3 separate regions of the Homo sapiens genome follow, and all the other regions are linked to region 2. A link is a loop called in an ENCODE intact Hi-C map of the cell type or tissue named here. Cell type or tissue: OCI-LY7. All regions are shown on one strand.

Region 1 (8,000 bases), 270 kb before region 2:
GTGATCCTAGTAGTTGATTACATCACCTTTGTTCCTGCGTGGTTTCCCAGCCTTCTGGGTGATCTCTCCCCATTGAATAAATTCCTTTATAGCCTAAGTCAACTAGTTGCTTTCTCTAGCTTGCAACTCAGAACTCTTGTTAAACCTAACCTCTTCCACTGGGTCTATGTCCTGTGTTCTACTCTGAGATCTTATGAAATTCATTTCCAGAGGTGAACTGCTAAGAGCCAATGCATATCTAAACTAACCCTCAGCCACATGGGCTGCCTTTTGAGTCAACTGAATCTGCTGGGAAGATTCTGAAGAGAAATTAAACCTCTTGGTAATGCAGATGTCAGTTTTCCTGTTAAGAATGTGCTTTAGGATGGGCACGTTGGCGCATGCCTATAATCCCAGCACTTTGGGAGGCCAAGGCCGGTAGATTGCTTAAGTCCAGGAGTTCAAGACCAGCCTGAGCGATGTAGCAAGACTCTGTATGTACAAAAAATATAAAAATTAGCCTGGCATGATGGCATAGGCCTGTAGTCCTGGCTACTTGGTGGGGCAGAGACTGAGGTGGGAGGATTGCTTGAGCCCAGGAGGTCAACGCTGCAGTGAGCCGTGATTGTGCCACTGCAGTCTAGCCTGAGTGACAGAGCAAGACTTTGTCTCAAAAAAAAAAAAAAAAAAAAAAAGAGAAAAAGGAAACCACTGCTCCAAACCATAAACTGCCCCAGAATTTACTTCCCAAAAGATGTGGTAATGCTACTTTCCTGCTAAGAGACCTTTCTAGATTATCACTGCCTACAAAACAAAAGCCAGTCCCCACAGTTTAGCATTTAAAGCCTTCACCATTTGGCATCCACTTATTTTCCATTCTAAATCTTTCGTCAATTTTCAGATTTCGTTATGTTGCCAGAAACTCTGCCAAGCCCTGTAAGTCTTTGGGTCTAAGGGATATAAAAGCCAACAAGACTCTGTTGGTCAACTGGAAAGTATTCTGCCAAGAGATTGAAAGAATAAGGATTGAATAATGTTCATTGTATTTAGCAACCAGAAATTCATGGAGTACAGTTTTAATGGACCTGTGGGAGCAAAAGTAGATCACAACAGATTGTAATATGGATGCAACGTAGTACCATGATTTGAATGTGTTCCCTGAAGTTCATGTGTTGGAAACTTAATCCCAAAAGCAACAGCATCGAGAGGTGGAGTCTACTAAGAGGTGATTAAGTCATGAAGACTCTACCCTCACGGATGAATTAATGTTATGGACGGAGTGGGTTAGTTATCATGAGAGTGCCTTTGTTATAAAAGCAAGTTCAGCCCCCTCTTGTTTGCTTGCTCACATCCTCTTGCTCTTTCCACCATGTTATCACACAGCATGAAGTCTTGCTACCTTGCCAGATGCTATCACCATGCCCTTGGACTTCCCAACCTCCAGGATTGTAAGCCAAATCAATAACTGTTTGTTATTAATTATCCATTCTGTAGTACTCTGTGATAGCAACATAAAATAGACTAAGACAGGTAGGATAGTGGATTTGAGGTATGATGTCTTTAAAATTTTATGAAGTGAAGTTGAGGTAAAGAGGATGTTGGGTCAAGGTTATTTTTTTAAGGTTGGGAAGTACTTGAACATGAATAAATACTAAGAGGACAGAGCCAGTAGAAAGGCTAACGATAGAGAGGTAGCAATAATCAAAGGAGCCCAGTTTGAAGACACAGAACAGAGTAGCACACCGAGAATGACTTGTCTTTGAAGAGGTTTAGGATTACCTCAGGTTTTGACACTAGAGAGAAGGTAAAACTACAGATGAAAGTATTTGAATCAGATTTGTTGGAGAGTAAGTTGAGAAAGTACTTAAATGGCTGCCTCTATTTTCTGTGAGAAAGACGAAAAAGATAATGGGTCAGAGATTCAAGGGAAGTGGTAAAGTGCTGAATAGTTACTACTTGAGGAATGAGAAGGGTCCTGACCATCAGAGGAGGGGTTTAGAAGAGGTGGAAATGAGGAACCATGACTCACCATTGGTTAAGGTTGCCTGAATTTGCTTTCTGATTTTGTTGCTGTAAAGAAGAGGTGCTTAGAAGAGTGAAAATGAGCAACCATGACCGTTTAGAAGAGGTGGAAATGAGGGACCATGACTCACCATTGGCTGAGGTTGTCGGAATTTGCATTTGGATTTTATTGCTGTAAAGAACAAGACGGAGTATTTTTGAAATGGGAGTAAACTAAACTGAAAGCACTACTGAAAATAGATTAGAATCTGAAACTGAGATAAATTTGTGGCTCAAAAAGAAAATTTACAAAAGCCAATAGATGAAATTTCTAGTGTGGGATAGATGAGAAATATGAAAAGCTACTGCAAATGGCATGTGGGAAAAATATGAATACTATAGTCTTTACTTCGTTTCTTCAAGCAATAATTTTATTTGTTCTCTCAGTATTTGGTGCGATGGCGAGGGTGGACTAAGACTCTGTTGTGAAAACCAAGCCCTTATAGGTCAGTTGGTATCAAGCTTCACCAGAGGGAAGTCAAGAAATCTTTAACCTAGAAGAGAAGAGGTTTATAAGAGGATGGTCAGTACAGTGTACAGAATGTGGAAGAAAACCATAGCATAGCTAACGCAAGAGTTTCAGATCTGTAACTTCAAAGCAAAGAAAAGGCAGTGTGAATACAGAAGGGCTATTCTAGAGGAAAGAGGCTACTGAACTGAAAAGTGATTAAGGCAGAAGAGGAAGTTGTAATGAGCAAGATGATTGCTAAACCGACATGCAGGAACTTCTCTTCTAATCTTCTGCCACAACTAAGCACCTCTTTACCTCTCTTAGCCTCTGTTTTCTCATCTGTAAAAAATGAAATTGAACTTTATGATCTTTAGGGGACCTTCTAGCTCTAACATTCTACAAGTATAATGAATTTTAAGAAACCTACAGTGGAAAATCTCCCAAGCCCCTCTATGAACAGCAGAACTGAGCTGAAAGGGCACAAAGAAAATGTGGTTTCATTTTAAGAGGAAACTGTGAGGTGCTGTTACAGCAAGCTATTTCTGTGATCACCTGTGACAAAAGAGAAAAGAGAGCTGTGTCAGCCTGGCTCCTATTATAAGCAGCTACACAATCCTCTGCATACTGTTTAAGAGCACCTATGTTGTAGAAAGAAAAAGAGGTCTATATATTTTGGCATCTTGTTACTCTGTCACATTCCATATCGGGGGAGCTATTGGGAGAGAATGTTCTCTTAGGAGTAACAGTGGGATAGTTCTCCCACACAATCAGAAGTTGGGTCACCTCCAGCACAGTTCCTAAAGGCTGGCTCCTGTGTGTGGAAAATGAGACACGTAAAGGCAATGTGGTAAGCTAGTTAATAGGATAGAATTTATTCATCAATAAAATTGTTCTTTGTTCTGAGAGTATGTCTTTCCTATGGGAATAGTAAATTTTTCTTTCTTTCATGAAGTGATGACAATAGATGGTAGATTTTCATTTTTGTTTATTTGTTTAGTTTTCAGTCCTTACTTGGTGGAATTAAAACCACAATCTTGTATTGGTCTATTAGTCAGGGTTCTCCAGAGAAACAAAACAAAGTATGTATATATGTGGAGAGAGAAAGATTGGTTTAATTCCCTAAACCAGCTCTGGGGGCTGGCAAGTCTGAAACCTGCAGGGCAGCCTGGATGGGTGGAAACTCCGAGAGTTGATGCTGCAGTCTTGAGTCTGAAGGCAGGTCAGAGGCAGAATTCCTTCCTCTTCAGGGGACCTCACTCTTTTCAGACCTTCGACTGATAGGACAAGGCCCACCCACATTACAGAGAGTAATCTGCTTTACTCAAAGCCTACTGATTTAAATGTTAATCATATCTAAAAACTACTTTCAAAGCAACACCTAGACTGGTTTTGACAAAACAACTGGGCATCATATTTTCCATTTTATTTCAATTTTATTTTAATACTCCATGAATTTAACAAGTCTGGAAACGATGAATCTGGCATTATTTTATCCAAACAGTTGTCTCTGAGCAGCACAATCCTAAATCCTCTACTTGGGTTATCACAATCTCCAAAGAAAGAAGTGCATGTAAGACGCCCTCACACTATTCTGAAGTTTTCCATGTGTTCTAAAAGGGCTTAGAGGAACAGCTTATTATTTTTTAGAATAATCCTTTGCGTAACAAAAATACAAGTTATTTCATTTGTGGTATTTTTTCCTCTTAATCTAGTGTTCAATCAGAAATTATTTGAAGACTGAGTGAGTGTCATACAAAAAGTAAAAGATTCAATGCCTCTAATAATTCAATATCCAATAATTTTAGATAAATTATTAAAGAGTGTTAGAATGTTGAACATTTGGTTTGTTCCTCTCTTATTCTCCTTGCTCCCTCCCTCTGTACCCCACAAACACCTATCCAGAAAGTCATCTTGTATAAGAGAAGGATCCTCCTGAATCCCATCTACCACCAACCCACAGCATATGTTTCCTTGAAAAAATTTAAATAGTCCCAGCTATTGGAAGAGCTCTAGTGTTCCCCAAGACTAACTGGGTAAATAACCAAGTTGCTGGCCATCTTGCTGTGGACAAGCTTGTTCCTTTTTGTCCTGATCAGATAGCTCTGAAACTAGAAAAGACAGCACCTGGGCCTCCTGCTAAGTTTCTCTTCACTGTTCCTGCCTACTGCTTCTCACAAAAGCCCCAGAAAAATGTGGGGACCCAGTGAACTGCTGTTGCCCTATAGAGACAATGGAGCACCTCCCTTGCTTAAAAGAAAATGCAGAGGGAGTTGAGCTAGTGACATGCAAAACCACATTTCCTTTGCTGCCTCCATCTCTTCTCATCTTCATACCTGTGTCAATAAAGTATGGGGAAATAGACTCACATCTTGCAGGACTACACTGCTTTTCATCAAAGTACGGAAGAAATTTCTATCCCAGATGGACACAGATTAGTCTCATCTCAGATGACAAAGTGAACCAGCATGTGGGATATATAAATATCATAGGAAAGTACTAAAAATGTAGAGCTAGAGGGACCTTCAGGAGTCTTGCAGCTTTTATTTGATTTGATTTGGTTTGGTTTGGTTTTAGCAGAGGTCTTTGTTTTAAAAAAAATCCTTCAAGAATTACAAAATGTGAAATGTATAGGAAATAGAGCTGCTGCTGTTCTGCTCGAAAGACAATGGAGATTATTCGACCGAAGTCCCCATTGTATCCCTCTCAGTGACAATCCCCTAGTTTCTCAAACCTTCTATCATGAGCCTCTGAGGCAGCTATGAGAGACCAGCAGGCCCCTGGTTACCTGCAAAGCACCTTTTACAAACTGCTTGTCTACTCTAATACCTTTAGGTGGCCTAAGTCAGTTAAGAAACTTCCAAACGTTCTATACCTTGTTAGCCACAGAGGCAAAGACAAGCACCAAATCTCGATTCCATTTCCAAAGCTCCCATGACCTGATACCACTTCTTATTTTTATTACACAAGATCTTCTTTCTAATGGAATAGTAAGCTATTTCTCCACAGTCTGCTGGACCACAGAAACAGCCAGGAGAGGACTACACAGTTGGAAAAGAATAGGCAGCACAAGTTTTCTAGGGAATCCAGAAGTAGCTTAGATGTCTTCATCCTGAAAGTCAACCAGAATAGACTATGGGAAGAGTAATAGCAGTAGAACTTGCATAACAAATGCTGCTTTACATCAAAAAGCCAGTTTCAGCAAAATTTGTTTATAGGAAATTTCAAAGCTTACACACGTCTATTGTGATTACCTGGTTGGAGGTGGGGGAAATCGCTTACCCTGCTGCTCCTCACTAGATCTTCAAACTAAAGCAGCTCAAGTTATATATTGTAGTCATATGTTCAAGGGCCTGTGGGTACTGTGTGGCTAGGATTTTCTGGTCAACAGAAGAAAATCACAGCAATGTGTACAAAAGCCCCCAGATGTCCCTTATCATATTAGCATCTCTTGTGCAGAAATATATTTTTTGGCACCATATCCTGGAACCAAAGAGAAGGCTAAGGTAAATGGAATAGCAGATGAGCTCATAAGAAGCCAAATTCCAATCTCATACCTGAACGAATTTGAAATGGAAGCTCACTTAGATACAAAGAATTTTAGAACAAGATCTGAAACTCAGTTAAGTAGCCCTCTTAGTCATTACCACTAACTTGGTGCTCATTACAAGTAAAAGGAGGACTTATCCAATTACCAGTGCTTGGTTTCCTGTTGCGCTAATGAACAGGAAAACAGACTACCGCTACGAAAGAATTCATGCCTCTGAGCAGCCAGCGGCTTAGCCACATGTCTGGGTATGCCGAATTGTTCTGATCAGTCAACTTAGGTAAACTCTCATTACTGGTAGATGCCAGAAATAGCACCAGCAAAATCCCCTAAGAAAACCCCAAAATGAAGTTTATGCTATTCCTTCCTCTTTCCTTTGGAACAATTCCATCCTAGAACTATCAGGTGCAACAAGCAAGGTTAGGGTTAGTCCTCATTCACAGGGGCATAGTGAGGTGTGTTTGAGCTGGAGCAAACCAGGAGGGCCTAGCATGGGGTGGGTGGGGAGGTCTGATGCAGGCTATCAGATCTAGAGTGGGAGGAGGAGGGCACCCATGGGGGCAGTGGGGAGCAGGAGATTGGGGGTGGGGTGCCAGAGCCTCAGTGGGCAGAGGAAACATCAGCAGGGGGAAAGGTTATTAAACAAAAATGAGGCAGATGTCTCAATTAGTAGAGGTTTATTAAGCCAAAGTTTGAGGACGACCCAGGAAAAACACAAGTCACAGGAGCATCTGTAACCTGGGCTTTCCGAAGAGGGTTTGGGGAACTCATTACTTAAGGGGAAAAAGCAAGCAGTGGGGGAAAGGGAAGGAGGGTAGGCAGTGAAACAAATAGTTACATCCTTGTGAGGCTGTAACTAGCACTAAAGGAATCTATGTTTTACATAAAAGAAGGTGAACACTTGAAAAGAGAAAGGAAAGAGACAATTATGCATCCATCTCAAGAGTAGGCGCAGGAGTGGTTCGTGTCTTGTACTTGTTCTGTACCTTGGAAGATAAGCTCGTAATTGACATGGTCAGGGTGAGATTTAACAGAACTCGGTTTTAGGAGTTAAACTTAGGTGGCAGGACCAAGGTTACAATTGGCATGTGTTGCTTTTATAGGGGAATATGTATCCTGAAAGATTTTGGAGCTAACAAGGAATTTCCTTGAGAGCAATCTGTGAAGGGGGCCATCTGGGGATGTATATGGCCTTTTGCCGTGTTGGGAACCTGGCTTACATACAATGTTATGACATAGGATTGTGAAATGACAGCTATCTGTTTCAGGAAGAAGGAAGGCAATATTTGCATGACTCAGTTCCCAGGCTTAACTTTCCTTTTGGCGTAGTGAGTTTGAGGTCCCAAGATTCTGATTTCTTTTACAGGGACAAAGTGGCAACACAGGGTTGGTTATATAGGAAGGAATTTAAATAAGTAAATATATTAAGAAATTGAGCAGTTCGGTTTCTCATTCCTCAAAGAGTTACAAATATGAAAGAAGAGAACCAGAATGAACCCTGTGAGTCTGGTTGCAATTGAAGATAATGGGGTAAATGCATGATTTTCAATAGATAGATAAGATACAAATCTAGATACACACAGATGTAAATGTGCTTTTGTGCTTGGCCATTGAGAAGGGGGTCTGGGAGAGTGACCCCCAACAAAAGCGATGAGTAACAACTAGAACCCAAATACTGCTTTCTAAAAACTGTTCACTAAATCCGGGCCCCTTTTGGAGAAATGATTGACTTTAGGGTACAAGATAAGTCGAATATATTTTTGTTCCAGAAAGTACAGAAATACTAAAAAAAGATGGGGACATGACAAAATAACAGAGAACTATATTGAAGGAGTCCCCACTAGCCAAATCAGAGGCAATGTAAGCACCCAAATACTTAGTGAATCCATTGAATGAAATAGGAAAATCTGTGTGATGAAATGAATACATAAATTGAGTTTTTCATAAGAGATGAACTATTTACAT
Region 2 (8,000 bases):
CTGGCCCTAGGAGGATTTCCTCAACCACTCTCCTACTCTTGGCCTTGAACCTACCTCTGGGTTGGATCTTACTATTGTAGCTGCTCACTATACCCTCCTGCATGCTTAGAATAATGCTTTGGGGGGAGCACTGGTAAAACACAGTATTTATTATTTTACCTCCTTTAAGAGGACTTGGAGGTAAGTTGCATTCATTCACTCAAGTTTCCCTCTTGCTGTCTAATAGAAGCTTACGTTTTGCTATATCAGCATTTGTTACAGCCAATATTTAAGGATAAAATTTAGAAAATATATCATTTCCTGGCCCATCATCAAACTAATACAGCTTAACCTTGCAGCTACCAACTTTTGTGTCAAGCTAGGTACCTTTATTTGATATCTGAGATGCAAGACCAATAATATATTAAGAGATCTACAGACATGAAGGCAAAGCTCTTGTATTTTTTTTCATCCAAACACCTCAATTTATTTTATAAATTTGGTATTTTTCTGTTTTTTTTCTATTTTTCATTGACAAAAATTGTGTATGTTTATCTACATATAACACATTATTTTGAAATATGTGTGCCTTGTGAAATGGTTAAATCCAGGGAATTAACATATGCATTACCTCACATACTTTTTGTGGTGAGAACACTTAAAATCCACTCATAGCAATTTTCAAAAATATAATACATTGTTATTAACTATAGTCACCATGTTGGATAATGGATTTAATTTTGTATCCCTTGACCAACATCTACCCAACCCTTCCACCTTCAACCCCCATTACCTGCTCCAGGATCCCCATTCTTGACACGTAAGGCAACAGACACACAGTGAGGCTTGGCCACCATCAAATAGCTAACAAGAGGTTGGGAGACCAGACTTTTTTAGTTCCATTCATGTTGGCAATTGAAGAACACCACCCCAAACTTTAACAAGATCCCTAAGTAATGCTGACGCTGCAGGTCCCTAGGCCACATTAGTTTACAATGTCAACCCAAGCCCTGGAGAAACTAGTGTCCTCACAATGCCTCAAAGTATTCAATTAAGACTATGACATTAAAGAGCTAATAATAAAAGCCTTCAGTATTTGACACACAGTCAAACCAACAGTAGGTTCTTAATAAATGACAGATGACCAGTGGTAGTAAGAGAAAGTGGCTGCTGTAGGGACAGAAGAGCATAGTGTGATGAGAACACAGATTCAAGAGCAAATCTGTGATCTTCACAAGTTAATTATATAACGACTCTGTGCCTCTGTTTCTCTATTTGTACAACAGGGATAAGTATAATAAATACCCTCTCGGGTTGCTTGGTGGATTGAATATATAGGTATGTAAAGCCCTTAGAACAGTATCTGGCATTTCATAACTGATCAAGGGTTTAATTTTACTACTACTGCTACTGCCACTGCTTACTACTGCTGCTACTACTGATTACTAGTAGTATGACTCACTAGTAGGCAGCCAATAAAAATGCATCGAAAGGAGTCCCATCTGCAGCCAGAGTATACCACAAAACTGTTTCAGAGCTGGAGGAATATCTATCACTGACGGTATAATCTGAATGAGTCTTTCCCTTGTTTTGCTAAAGTAGGAGTCAATCATGTTAACAGTGAACTTGAGTTAATAACAATGCCTTTTTTTTTGTTTATTTGTTTCAGAGACGGAGTCTAGCTCTGTCGCCCAGGCTGGAATGCAGTGGCGCGATGTGGGCTCACTGCAAGCTACGCCTCCCGGGTTCACGCCATTCTCCTGCCTCAGCCTCAGCTGGTACTACAGGCGCCTGCCACCAGGCTCGGCTAATTTTTTTGTATTTTTAGTAGGGACGGGGTTTCACCGTGTTAGCCAGGATGGTCTCGATCTCCTAACCTCATGATCTGCCCGCCTCGGCCTCCCAAAGTGCTGGGATTACAGGCGTGAGCCACCGCGCCCGGCCCATACCAATGCATTTCTAAATGGTCAGAAATATCTGAAGAAATAAAGCCATTCATCAATTAGTATGTCTTCTTTTTTTTTTTGAGACAGAGTCTCACTCTGTCGCCCAGGCTCGAGAGCAGCGTCATGATCTTAGACCTCATGAGCTTAGACCTCCCAGGCTCCGGCAAACCTCCCATCTCAGCCTCCCGCGTAGCTGGGACTATGACAAGCATCACTGCACCTAGCTAGTTCTTTTTGGGTTTTATTTTGTTGTATTTTTTGTAGAAATGCGGTCTCGCCATGTTGCCCAGGCTGGTCTCAAACTCCTACACTCAAATGACCCTCCCGTCTCAACCTCCCAAATTGCTGGGATTACAAGCACCGTGCCTGGCCTCAGCTGTTCTTAAACTGAAAAACTGGAATAAAGATAGTTGCCTTGTTTAGCTGAGACACTGGCCCTTCGAGTAGATGTTCACTGTACCCGTGTATACCTTATGAGCACAATGACTCTCTGCATCAAAATATTATTTCTTAGAATTGTGCCTATCAAAGTGAGGCATTCCAAAAAAAAAAAATTAAATCCAATTATCTAAATATTCCCGTTAAAACAACAACAACTAGTTCCTGCCAGGCATGGTGGCTCACGCTTGTAATCCCAGGACTCTGGGAGGCTGAGGGAGGCGGATCACCTGAGGTCGGGAGTTTGAGACCAGCCTGACCAACATGGTTTCTACTAAAAATAAAAAAGTTAGCCGGGCATGGTGGGGGGTGCCTGTAATCCCAGCTACTCAGGAGGCTGAGGCAGGAGAATCGCTTAAACGCGGGGGGCGGAGGTTGTGGTGAGCCAAGATCACGCCATTGCACTCCAGCCTGTGCAACAAGAGCGAAACTCCATTTAAAAAAAAAAAAAAGTTCCTCCACATAATTTATGTTCTTCCACTTTTCTGCTTTAGATGTGGTCTAAAACTATTTTTTTTTTTTTTCCCAGAGAACACACTGTGTTCTCAACTTCATCTTCAGGTTCGGCCTAGACAAAAAAAAGAAAAAAAAGAAAGAAAGGTGGGAATGTACCTGTAAACTGGTTCTATGACCCTTCATCTTCTCCGGAAGGCTTACTTTGGACATTTCAGCCCGCCAAGTCTAAATGATATATATCAAAAAGGTGGAGGTAGTGCTATAGGCTCAGATCGAAGATTAGACTTGCTAATAGAATGTTGATCCCATGAGTAATGCTCACAGCTGTGGCATCCAACAATGGAATTAACATTTCAACAGGAAGCAGAGAGCCATCCCAACAGAAAGGGCCACTAGATCCTGCTTCAGAGCACCTAACAACAAAAAATTACCCTTCCAGAGGCTATACTAAGTGCGCCTCCTAGGATCCCACCTACGGATTTTTAAAAATGAATTATTTGGTTATAAAACGCAGCAAGTGCTTAGTTTGACAAACAAGATCAGTTGGTTAAAACACCGACATGGAAAATCCGTTTTTTAAAGTGTCAAAATGATTACGCCTCCTAATGGTCCACGCATTTTTCACATGCCTTTTTTCCCCTCCCAGAGAAAGGAGCAGTCGACAAACGCACTTGGCAAATCCTCTAGCAATTACCCTGTACAACTCAGCCCGTCTTATCTCCAAAATGAACGACTCATTACAAACTCAAAAACGAGGTCACTGAATTCTCCTTTGCACTTCGCCCAAGGACTGCAGAAACCAATGCTACATTTTTGCAGGAACCCACTTTTGATTTTCCACGGTCTCCTTCACAATGCGCGTCTGGTTAGCAGCTCCTGCCTGGGCGAGCTGCTTCCAGGAGACTAACACCGTCCAGGCTGGCGTTCGCTCAGCGCCTCTTTCCTAGAGGTAGCCTGGCCGATCCGAGGCACCGGGCAGCTCCATGTCCATTGAATAATGGCGTTTGCAATTCAGCCTCCCCGCCTGGGCGACTCGACACCTGAAAACTCGCCGCCCAAGGTTTTTGAAATCGGGTAACGCTGGAGAGAACCGACACGAAGGCTGACAAGGGAGACGGCGAGAGCAAAGAAAGGCAAGCCCGCACCGGGGCAGAGAATGCTATGGGAGAGCTGCGAGGCGCACCCGACACGCCGCGCCCGAGCCCCTCCGCCTCCACCCCCCGCCGAGGGCTCCGTCCCCGGGCACTCCGCGCGCCCTGCGCGGCTCCCTACGGGACGGCTCCAGGAGCGCCCGGCCCAGCAAAAGCGCCCCTGTGCAATTCTGCCCGCCCCGCCGCCCCTGCAGCAGCGCCCCCAAATCGCGCCCGCCCCCTCCCCCACGCCCCATTGTTCCTGGGTGGCCGCGGGCAGCGAGCGCCCCCGGGCTGGGCGGGTGCTGAGGACCCCATGGCCCCTACTCACCCACTACTCCGCACAGGAGCACGAAGCACAGCAGGAGCGCCATGGTGGCTGCCGTGCCGTGGGCGGCGGCTGCAGGTAGGCGGCTCTCGCTCCTGGTCCCAGGCTCCCCGCGCCTCGCGCGCTCCCGACTGGCTCGCGGCGGCGGCGGCACCTCTGCACCCTCCGCCCCTCCTCCCAGCCCCCGCTCGGCAGGTGAACTCGCGTCACTTCCGGCAGCGGCCCGGGCCGGGCTGCGAGCGCCGGCTTCTCCAGCCGCGTGGGGTTGCCTTGGCAACCGGGCGAGGCGCTCTTCTGTCCCCGGGACCCTCCCGGCGCCGAACTCTCAGCCTCCCGGCGCGCGGCGTCGTAGGTCGCGGGCGGCCGCCTCCCACGCCGCAAGCCTGCGCAGGGGTCCCCGCCTCCATCCCTTAAGCTAAACCAGGGTTTTGCGCGCGGGGGTGGGGCAGCCCGTCTCCCACATACTGAAATTGCGTTGGCGCCCTCCTTTAAGGCGAGGCACGGGACACTCCCAGGGGCCGCCACTAGGGCGGCTCCTACCCTCCGCCCCGCCTGCACCCACCCGTCCCACCCCTCGCGGTTTGCCCCAGGGGCAGGTTCTCTGACCTCATGCTCACGGGATGCGACCTGTGCAGCCCCTGGCCTTCGCTCTCTTAACGAGCCGCTCTGGCTGACATAAAAAGCGCGAGAGGGCTTTTCTCCATCTCTGGTAGGGATAGAGCCCCTCTGCAGCTACCGATTTGGGAAATACCTGAGGTTTTTTCCACTTGCACAGAAAGGCTATTCTAGCCCTGAAGCTGGCTAGTAAGACGCTATAGTCCCAGCTACTCCGGAGGCTGAGGTAGGCAGACAACTATTATCCAATATTAGTGAGTGAGCTTTGAAAGTGGGGCTCAGTAGTTGTGGTTGAAGGCGTCAGTTGGAGTGTGGGGTCGGGGAATTGGAGATCTTGAAAGTTGTTGTCGGCTGCTCTTCCAGATAACGTTTATTTATAACTACATAGAGACTTTGTAGTGCCGCGACAGTTCCATAACAGAAATGAATTGAAGAAGAGGAGCGGTGGGTAAGAGCTTATTCCGCGGAGTGGGGCAGTAACTGGGCAGGTTTCATAGAAATGGCACCTACTTCGGGGTTGCTATGAAAGTTAAATGAGATAATGCACAAAAAATGCTTGGCACCCTGCCTGGCACGTAGTTTTAATTAGCTTCCACTTACTGAGTTCTTGCTTACAGGGTTCCTGCTTATGTAGTCTATAAGCTTACATAGTTTGTAAGTTCCTGCTTACTATCTAGACTAAGCAGGAACCCCCGTAAGCAGAATTCAGTAAGTGGAAGCTAATAAAACTAATATTGGAAAATTCTTATTATGCATTGAACCAGAAAAGAGAAGGGGCAAAGAAATCAGGTATCAAGAAGACCAGAATTGCGCAACTGCAGTTTAGCCTGGTGAGTTGCAATTCTGGCTGCACATGAAAATTACTTGGAGAATGTTTTAAAAATACTAGTGCCTGGCTGGGCGCGGTGACTCACGCCTGTAATCCCAGCACTTTGGGGGCCCAGGCGGGCGGATCATGAGGTCAGGAGATCGAGACCATCCTGGCTAACACGGTGAAACCCTGTCTCTACTAAAAATACAAAAAATTAGCCAGGCGTGGTTGCAGGCGCCTGTAGTCCCAGCGACTCGGGAGGCTGAGGCAGGAGAATGGCGTGAACCCCGGGAGGGGGAGCTTGCAGTGAGCCGAGATTGCGCCACTGCACTCCAGCCTGGGCGACACAGCGAGACTCCGTCTCAAAAAAAAAAAAAATATATCTATCTATCTATCTATCTATATATGTATATATATACTAGTACCTGAGCCTTACTCAAGTGATTCCAATTTAATTTGATTTAAGGGGAATCCTGCTTTACGGCAGCCCAATAAATGACAGATGACCAGTGGTAGTAAGAGGAAGTGGCTTTGCAAAATCATACCATCTGATTGTAAAGTTCTGCCAAAGCTTTTACAAACTAATAAGAGTTCAATACAGACGTAAGACAACATGAGTAACGGCTAGGGACTTCCCATTTGAGCAAACAGGAATTCTACTGGATATAATTGCGTGTAAATAATATTTGGAATTTAAATTTTTACTCACCACACTAAATGAAATCAAGCAGAGAAGAGCAAGTATTGAAGTTGTTCATCTGTTTAACAGTGTTCTACGAGAACTTTTCTATACTCGCTCTGTCGCCCAGGCTGGAGTTCAGTGACCCCATCTCGGCTCACTGCAACCTCCGCCTCCAAGGTTCAAGCGATTCTTCTGCTTCAGCTTCCCGAGTACCTGGGACTACAGGCGCGCGCCACCACGCCCGGCTAATTTTTGTATTTTTAGTAGAGACGGGGTTTCACCATATGGGCCAGGCTGGTCTCGAACTCCCAGCATGTTGGGAGGCAGAGGTGGACGATCGCCTGAGCCCAGGCGTTCGAGACCAGCCTGGGCAACATGGCAAGACCCCCCATATCTACTAAAAATAAAAAATGAGCCGGATGTGATGGCGCGCAGTGCCTGTAGTCCCAGCTACTCCGGAGGCTGAGGTAGGAGGACAAATATTATCCAATATTAGTTTTGTTATCTTCCACTTACTATGTGCAGGAACCCGGTAAGCAGGATCTCAGTAAGTGGAGCTAATAAAGTGAGCCCAGGAGGCAGAGGTTGCAGAGAGCCTTGATCCAAGAAGGAGAAGGAAGCAGAAAGAAGAAGAAAAGGAGGAGGAGGAGGAGGAAGAATTACCCAAAAGGATTTAGGAGGAGGAGGGGGGGGGGAGGAATTACCCGAAAGGATTTAGGAGGAGGAGGGAGGAGGACCGGGAGGACGAAGGGAGGAGGAAGGAGGAGGAGGAGGAAGAGGAACAACAACTACCCAAAAGGATTTTTATCTTAATCCCTTTCCTGGTACTTTTTCTTCTAATTCTTAGCTTTTGCCTCCTTCTGTGTTAGGCATTTGCATACCTATTAATCACTTTTCTTGTTCTAAATACTTCTAGAAGGCTGAAAAAGCACATTTTTTTTTTGTCTTCGTCACTTCTGAAAGCACATACTAGGTTCTCAAGTATTTCTCAAGTTGAATTGAATGCTTATTTTCTATGGCAATATGTTAATAAAATTTAAGTATCTGTGCAACAACAAATCATTGCACCTTAAATATATCTTTTCAGAATGTGCTTTTTTGGGAGAGGGGGACAGGATCTCGCTCTGTCGCCCAGGCTGGAGTGCAGTGGCGTGATCTCGCCCACTGCAACCTTGGCCTCCTGGATTCAAGCGATTCTCCTGCCTCAGCCTCCTGAGTAGCAGGGACTACAGGTGCACTCCACCACACCCGGCTAATTTTTGTATTTTTAGTAGAGACAGGGTTTCATCATGTTAGCCAGGATGGTCTAGATCTCCTGACCTCAGGTGATCGCCCACCTTGGCCTCCCAAAGTGCTGGGATTACAGCCGTGAGCCACTGTGCCCAGCCCAGAATGCGTTTTTTAAAACGTAAGTTTTACATCAATTTTTTTCTGCTGCTTTAGATTACTGAACACAGATTTTTTTAAAATGTACCATTCTAAGATTTAAATAATCTTGAAAGAAGCAGTCGATCTTATTTGGGGAAGTATTGTTCTTTAAAAAGTTACATGAAGTCATTTTTAGACTTTGGTTTGTGACTAAATTATTTCATAAACAGTAGCTAAAATTATGCAG
Region 3 (8,000 bases), 86 kb after region 2:
TACAATACTGTGGCTTAAGAAGAGAGATGTTAAAATTAGCTGGGCGTGGTGGCAGGCGCCTGTAATCCCAGCTGCTTAGGAGGCTGAGGGCAGAGAAATTGCTTGAACCGGGAGGCGGAGGTTGCAGTGAGCCAAGATCCTGCCACTGCACTCCAGCCTGGGTGACAGAACGAGACTCCGTCTCCCAAAAAAAAAAAAAAAAAAAAAAAAAGGAAGAGAGACATTTGTTTTTCTCTCCTGAAATAGTCCTCAGTGAAGCAGAACAGGGTAGGGTAGGATGGACAGCTCAGCCCATCCTCAAAATATGGCTTCTATCTCTGGATCTGTGAGGGCTGTTCTAGCTCCTGCCATTACATCTACATCCCAGACAGCAGGAATGGTCAAAGGAACAAGAAAATACACCCTTATTTCTTTTAAAGGCAAAGCTTGTTAAATAAAAGCACTTATATCCTATTGGCAAAAAGTTACATGGTCTTATCTGGTTGCAAAGATGCTGGGATAATATAATCTATAACTCAATGGTCCTGGGCACAGCTAAAACCTGGGGGTTTCAATATTTTTAAATTTTATTTTATTTTATTTTGAGATGGAGTTTCACTCTGTTGCCCAGCCTGGAGTGCAGTGGCGCAATCTCCGCTCACTGCAACCTCCACCTCCTGGGTTAAAGCGATTCTCCTGCCTCGGCCTCCTGAGTAGCTGGGATTACAGGAGCCCACCACCACACCCAGCTAATTTTTGTATTTTTAGTAGAGACGGGGTTTCACCATGTTGGCCAGACTGGTCTCGAACTCCTGACCTCAGGTGATCTGCCTGCCTTGGCCTCCCAAAGTGCTAGGATTACAAGAGCGAGCCACCACGCCTGGCTGGGGGTTTCATTATTAAAGAAGGAGGAGACTGACTAATATTGTTGTATGTCTTAGCTTGGGTTCTTGCAAAGTAGAGTCTAAGGCAAGGGACTTGGATGCAGGTAGTCTATCTGCATTTACCTATTGACTGATGATATTGATCCCAGGAAGCAGAAGTGAGGTGTGAGAAGAGAGAGACAAGGAAGTGAGAAAGCCTATAAAGTGTGTGCTACTCAGTTGGAAACCATTATGGAAAAATAAGGCCCACTTACACTCGGGATCAGCTGTGGAACTTCATAGACTGTGCTTCAGCATTGTTCCACTGAAGGACAAGGAGGCTGGGGCATTAATCTGCTGACTTCCATCCACTGTTACTTACTAACTCTCCTGCACTTCCAGGCTGTGGCCTGCTTGGGTGTCCCCAAGGGACACCACAGCACCCACTGAAGGTGGGGCACTTGCAGCATGCATGCCGCTGTTCACATTAGTGCCACTAATGTCAGGTGGGCCCAAGGGATGGGGCACAGGGCATCTTAGGCAGGTGCTTCTGGGTAGAACTAACCCTTTCATTTTCCATCCACACCCTGCAGTGAGCATAATGGAGCGTGTGTCCCAGAGTTGGGTGGGGACTGGGAGAATGTTTTTAAAGCACCTGAAGCAGATACTGGCATGTAGTACGTGCCCAGTAATGTTAGTTCTCTTTCCTTCCACTTCCCCTTTGTCACCTTAACACACCACCTTAACATCTTAACAATTAAATTTATCCTATTAACATAAAACATCCTCATTAAGTTCTTCAGCCTTTCTACAGATTTAATAACTTAAGCTTTCATACTAGGGGAAAATATCTGCACATCATAGTTTTTAATTTTTTTTTTTTTGAGACGGAGTCTCCCTCTGTCGCCCAGGCTGGAGGCAGCGGCGTGATCTCTGCTCACTGCAACCACCACCTCTCAGATTCAAGTGATTCTCCTGCCTCAGCCTCCCGAGTGGCTGGGACTACAGGCACGTGCCACCACGCCCAGCTAATTTTTTATATTTTTATTAGAGACAGGGTATTCACCATGTTAGCCAGGATGGTCTTGTTTCTTGACCTCGTGATCTGCCCACCTTGGCCTCCCAAAGTGCTGGGATTACAGGCGTGAGCCACCACGGCCCAGCCAATTTTTAAATTTAATATGAAATATTTATTTCAGATTTTGTGGCCAACTAATGGCTGCACTAGACAGATGCAAAGGTAAAGTGTGTAATAGGATTACCTGAATGAAAGTCTGTATCCATAATGAGAAGACAATCTTATATGCTCTTTAATGCCTCTATTATACCCATAACTGAGAAATTTAACAATTAAAAACAATGTGCCAGGGCTTCACGAAGTCTCTGTAGGTGCATAGGCGCCGGCATAAGAGGTGGCTGCCAAGTCACATTCATTCATAAATTCTCCAAGCGTGCCTATATGAGAACAACACTGTTCTAGAGGTTGTGATTAAGATACGGTCCCTGCAAATGTCAATTTGATAGTCTGTAGGAATGGGGGAATGATTAACCACAGGAGGATAACTACAGGTGCTATAAGTCCTTATGTCACTGAAAGGTTTGGATAGAAGTGGACAGTTGGGCTCAGGTGGAGAATGAAAGAAAGAATTGAGTGATATGTAATGATTGTGTTTATCAGCTAAACAAAATGTTCACAGAGTCTTCAAGTATCTTCTTACAGGTGAATTATTTTAAATTTTATTTTAAAGCGTCATCATACATACAGCCAAGCATGGTGGCTCACACCTGTAATCCCAGCACTTTGGGAGGTTGAGGTGGGCAGATTACTTGAGTCCAGGAGTTCAAGACCAGCTTGGGCAATATGGTGAAACCATGTCTCTACAAAAAAATACAGAAATTATCCAGGCATGGTGGTACGGGCCCGTGATCTCAGCTACTCAGGAGGCTGAGGTCGGGGGTATTGCTTGAGCCAGGGAGGCAGAGGTTGCAATGAACTATGATCATGCCACCACACTTCACTGCACTCCACTGCACTCCACTGCACTCCACTGCACTCCAGCTGGGGCAACAGAGTGATATTCCGTCTTAAAAAAAGAAAAAGAAAAAGAAAAAGAAAAATCATCAAACTGTAAAATTAACTTATCAGCCAGGTGCGGTGGTTTACACCTGTAATCCCAGCACTTTGGGAGGCTGAGGCAGGCAGATCGCCTGAGGTCAGGAGTTCAGAACAGCCTGGCCAACATGGCGAAACCCTGTCTGTACTAGAAATACAAAAATTAGCCAGGTATCGTGGGCCTGTGGTCCCAGCTACTCAGGAGGCTTAGGTTGGGGGTGGATTGCTTGAGCCAGGGAGGCAGAGGTTGCAGTAAACTGTGATCGCACCAATACGCTTCGTTGCGCTCCACTGCACTCCACTGCACTCCACTGCACTCCGGCCTGGGCAACAGAGTGAGAATCTGTCTCAGGAAAAAAAAAGAAAAAAAAAGAAAAATCACTGAACTATAAAATTGACTTATTTTTTGGTGTATCATTTTATGAATTTTTTTTCCACACCTGGGATTACAGGCATGAGTCACTACACCTGGCCTTGTTTTATGAATTTTAACACAAGTATAGATTTATGTAACCACCACCACATTCAGCGTACAGGACAGTTCTATTACCTTACGACTCTTTCATGCTATGTCTTTACAGTCATACCTCCTCTAACTCCTGGCAACCACTGATCTCTTCTCTGTCACTATAGTTTTGTCTTTACAAGAAGAATGTCACATAAATGGAATCATACAGTATATCTTTTGAGGCTGGCTTAATTTTTTTGAGATGGAGTCTTGCTCTGTCTCCGGGCTGGAGGCTGGAGTGCAGTGGCTTGATCTCGGCTCACAGCAACGTCCGTCTCCCGAGTTCAAGCGATTCTCCTGCCTCAGCCTCCCATGTGTCTGAGATTATAGGCGCCCGCCACCACACCCAGCTAATTTTTTAATTTTAGTAGAGAACAGGTTTCACCATGTTAACCAGGCTGATCTTGAACTCCTGACCTCAGGTGATCCACCTGCCTCAGCCTCCCAAAGTGCTGGGATTACAGGCATGAGCCACTATGCCTGGCCAGTTTGTTCTTTTTTATTGTTCAGTGTATTCCAGTGTATGAAGGCATTGCTTTGTTTATTCATTCATCCACTGAAAGACGTTTGAATTTATTTCAGTTTCTGGCAATTATGAACAGAGCTGCTATAAAAGCAGACTACTAATTAGTCACAAAGGAAGAAAGAGATACTTTCACTGTGAAGAAGTGATTAAGCTTAACATCAGTAATAATGTGACAAACGGACGTCAGGGGAGCCTCCAGATGCGATGCACTGAGAAGGGCACATTATTCCTGTACTCTTCCTTCCAAAATGCATGGTCTGTATTTCAGCATAAGGAAATAATCAGACAAACCCAAGGCGAGAGCTGTTCTACAAAACTACTGACCACTACCCTCCAAATATGACAATGCCGCGAAAGACAGAAAGAGCAGTGAAGTGTTTCAGAGTGAAAAAGGCTAAAGACATGGCAACCGAATGCAATGTGTGACTCTAGATGGCAAAAACTTGGCTAGAAAGAATATTATTGAGAAAACAATATCAGAAAAGTAGTGTTGTATCAATGTTAAAACTTCCTGATTTTGATCACTGTATTGTGGTTATGTAAGAATATTCAAGAGAATGTCTTTGTTTTTAGATTCTTGCTGGGGTAAACAAGGATATCTGTTATTTATTTATTTATTTATTTATTTATTTATTGAGATGGAGTCTCACTCTGTCACCCAGGCTGAAGTGTAATAGTGTGATCTTGGCTCGCTGCAACCTCCGCCTCCTGGGTTCAAGCAATTCTCTCCTGCCTCAGCCTCCCAAGGAGCTGGGATTACAGGCACCCACCACCACGCCTGGCTAATTTTTGTATTTTTAGTGGAGATGAGATTTCACCAGGTTGGCCAGGCTGGTCTCGAACTCTTGACCTCAAGTAATCCACCTGCCTCAGCCTCCCAAAGTGCTGGGTTTACAGGCTTGAGCCACCATGCCTGACTAGATACCTGTAATTTATTTTCAAATGATTCAGAAAGGGAGAGAGAGGGGAAGAGAGATTGAGAACTTTGAAAAAATTAACAACTAACAAATTTCATATAGGTGTATAAATTAATTCTTGTAACTTTCTGTAGGCTTATGACTTTTCAAAACAAAAAGTTGAGGAAAAAGCAATTTTATAAAAAGAAGAGTCAGCCAGGCATGGTGGCCCACATCTGTAATCCTAACACTTTGAGAGGCTGAGGTGGGAGGATCACCTGAGCCCAGGAGTTCGAGATCAGCTGTTCCACAGTATGCTCACAAGGAAACCCCTACAAAACCTTTAACTCCTTAGATGATGTTTGGTTGGACTTTGTTGGGAAAAAAGTCATATATAGAGGCTAGTTTCAAATTTATCTTTTCATATTTTATGCTTCCTCTTATTATTTCTCCCAGCATCTATGTGTGATGATGTGTGGAAGAGGAGATGGACAAGACTAAAGGAAATTATCCAGGTCCCCACTGACAGTGCTAAGTGACACGTGGGCCATGGCAGAATGTGGAGAAACAGCTGGGAACAGAGAACTCCACAACAAACCTGCAATGGGTCTTTTCCTAAATATATTAGTGATAGGTGGCCCTAAAAGTGGAGAGAAACACTGGCTCAGGTAAGTCAAATTAAAAAAAAAAAACTGGTTTGGTGGTTTGGTACCTCTCAGAGGTAAGGAAATGATAGTATAGAAACTTGGTAAGTTTAAACCAGATATAATGGGCAGGTGTATAGGTTCTGAACTTCTAAAATTGAATGCTTCTGTAATGTTTGGGGAAGCTTGGAGAGCCTATAGGCAGAGGATCAGTTTTGAGGTGATTGCTGTGATCTAGGTATGAAATGGTGAAAGCTGGCCTTGGGTGATGTATCAGTCTGTTCTTGCATTGGTATAAAGGAATATCTGATGGCCGGGCGTGGTGGCTCACACCTGTAATCCCAGCACTTTGGGAGGCTGAGGTGGGCGGATCACCCCAAATCAGAAGTTCGAGACCAGCCTGGCCAAAAAGGTGAAACCACGTCTCTATTAAAAATACAAAAATTAGCCGGGTGTGGTGGCACATGCCTGTAATCCCAGGTACACGGGAGACTGAAGCAGGAGAATTGCTTGCACCCGGGAGACAGAGGTTGCAGTGAGCCGAGATCGCGCCACTGCACTCCAGCCTGGGTGACAGAGCAAGATCTGTCTCAAAAAACAAAAACAAAAACAAAAACAAACAAACAACAAAAAAGAAATATCTGAGACTGGGAAATTTGTAAAGAAAAGAGGTTTAATTGGTTCACGGTTCTGCAGGCTGTACAGGAAACACGATGGGGGCATCTGCTCAGCTTCTGGGGAGGCCTCAGGAAGCTTACAATCAGGGCAGAAGGTGAAAGGGAAGCAGGCACATCACATGGCCAGAGCAGGAGCAAGAAAGTGAGTGGGGGTGGGGGGAGGGGAGCGGCGCTACACACTTTTAAACAACCAGATCGCAGGAGAAGTCTCTCATGATCACGAGAACAGCGCCAAGGGGATGGTGCGACACCATTTATGAGAAATCCACCCCCGTAATCTAATCGCCTCTCACCAGGCTCCACCTCCAACATCAGAGATTAAAATTTGACATGAGATTTGGGCAAAGACTCAGATCCAAACCATAACAAGTGGGGTTAGTATGGAGGAAGCAAGAGGGAAGGCGTCAAAGAGATAAGAAAGCCATGGGAGAGAAAGGAAAGCAAGGCGCCCAAGAAGGTAAAAGAAGAAAGTAGAATGAGTAGGGGGTAGAAAAGAAATGAAGATGGGTGTGAAGGATAGTGGACAACATTTGTCTCCACAACACTCACTTGAAAATGTGAAAAATTAAAAGGTAAAATATTCAAGTGATGGGATAAAAGTGTTAAGGTGAGGAAAATAACATAAAATTCTTGTGATATAAAATTTTAATCAGAAAATATCCTTGGATTAGCACAGGAAATAAGGTGAATACGGTGACAAGTCAGGTTGTCACAAAGTGTTGTCAAGATAGAATGTCAGGAAGGTACCGAAGTCAAATTTTGACTTTTTGCACAAGGTAGGCCTTAGAATTGGATTGTTATCCTTTCAACTTCTTCTTTAGAGTCTCCTTACTTGAACAACACTCTTTACTTCGGAGTAAGTGTAGGATTTAAATACAGAAATTTATACATAGCGTTTTAATCTAACTTAGCCAAATCTAATTTTTTCCTGAAAATACAATGGGCAGAATATATTTATGCTTGTATTTGGTTTTAAAAGCGCCAAAAGAGAAAGACTATCATTATTAAAAGAAAAAAATAAGTCTCTTTTTTCTTACTAAAGAAATGAACGTCTTAATTAATTTTAAAATTCTGTAACAACACATTTTAGGTTTAAGCCACAAATGACAAATTGCTTCTCTATACTACTTAAAAAAAACCTTAAAAAATACTTTCAAAGTTACAGATGAGCTGCAAGAAATGTACACATATCTTTTAAATATGTATCCTTTATCCAGATTCATAAATTAACAATTTGACACATTTGCCTTACTACTCTTTCTACTTATAATGCATATTATTGTTAATTTTTCCCTGAACCATGTAAGAGTTAATTGCAGATATCATTTTCCTTTATTTCTAAATACTTCAATGTGAATTTCATAATAAAAGGGACACTTCCTTACATAACCACAGTCCAATAATCCTATTAAGAAGTTTAATATTATTACCTAATATACTGTCAATATTCAAATTTGGCAATTGTCCAATATGTCCTTTTAGTATCTCTTCCTCCCCACGATATCCAGTCCAGGGTCACACATTGCATTTACCTGTCATGTCTTTTTTAGTTTCTGTATTAGTTATCTGTTACTGCATAAAAATTACTCAAGTCTGGGCATGGTGGCTCACGCCTGTAATCCTAGCAATTTGGGAGGCTGAGGAGGGCAGACCACTTGAGGTGTGGAGTTCAAGACCAGCCTGGCCAACATGATGAAACCCTGTCTCTAGTAAAAAAAAAAAAAAAAAAGAAGAAAGAAATACAAAAATTAGCTGGGCATGGTAGTGCATGCCTATAAGCCCAGCTACTCAGGA

The links. A loop is a pair of places that touch in the nucleus more often than their neighbours do. Peaks named below come from ENCODE experiments on the same cell type or tissue, not always from the same donor. Only the 100,000 strongest peaks of a DNase experiment are listed, where the experiment ranks them.
Region 1: a loop joins it to region 2, with 3 times the contacts of the local background. A loop is called at or near these places in 3 of 110 quality-filtered maps.
Region 3: a loop joins it to region 2, with 5 times the contacts of the local background. A loop is called at or near these places in 3 of 110 quality-filtered maps.

What each region holds. Positions count from the first base shown.
Region 1 is chr21:17,778,975-17,786,974 of GRCh38, reverse strand. It overlaps C21orf91-OT1 (C21orf91 overlapping transcript 1), which reads left to right. Exons shown (of 4, transcript NR_038871.1): 3 at 1,363-1,427. All of the region lies in intron 2 of LOC124900465 (a long non-coding RNA gene), which reads right to left. Among named protein-coding and RNA genes, the nearest start is that of C21orf91-OT1, 9.5 kb to the left of the region's middle. RefSeq lists enhancers at 1,757-1,816, 2,227-2,316, 2,347-2,416, 4,385-4,434, 6,289-6,508. In OCI-LY7, no CTCF peak of the experiment used is centred here; DNase peaks (open chromatin) are centred at 2,004, 2,674, 3,024 and 4,744; H3K4me3 peaks cover 3,176 bases; H3K27ac peaks cover 3,156 bases.
Region 2 is chr21:17,509,453-17,517,452 of GRCh38, reverse strand. CXADR (CXADR cell adhesion molecule) reads right to left here and starts at 4,410. Exons shown (of 7, transcript NM_001338.5): 1 at 4,281-4,410. The coding sequence starts at 4,323. It also overlaps the pseudogene BTF3L4P1. RefSeq lists silencers at 4,240-4,779, 4,840-4,959. In OCI-LY7, CTCF peaks have their summits at 3,174, 3,377, 4,553 and 4,753; DNase peaks (open chromatin) are centred at 3,982, 4,492 and 4,772; H3K4me3 peaks cover 3,019 bases; H3K27ac peaks cover 599 bases.
Region 3 is chr21:17,423,532-17,431,531 of GRCh38, reverse strand. No RefSeq gene overlaps it. Among named protein-coding and RNA genes, the nearest start is that of LINC01549, 11 kb to the left of the region's middle. In OCI-LY7, no CTCF peak of the experiment used is centred here; DNase peaks (open chromatin) are centred at 1,291, 2,851 and 3,221; H3K4me3 peaks cover 1,810 bases; H3K27ac peaks cover 5,205 bases.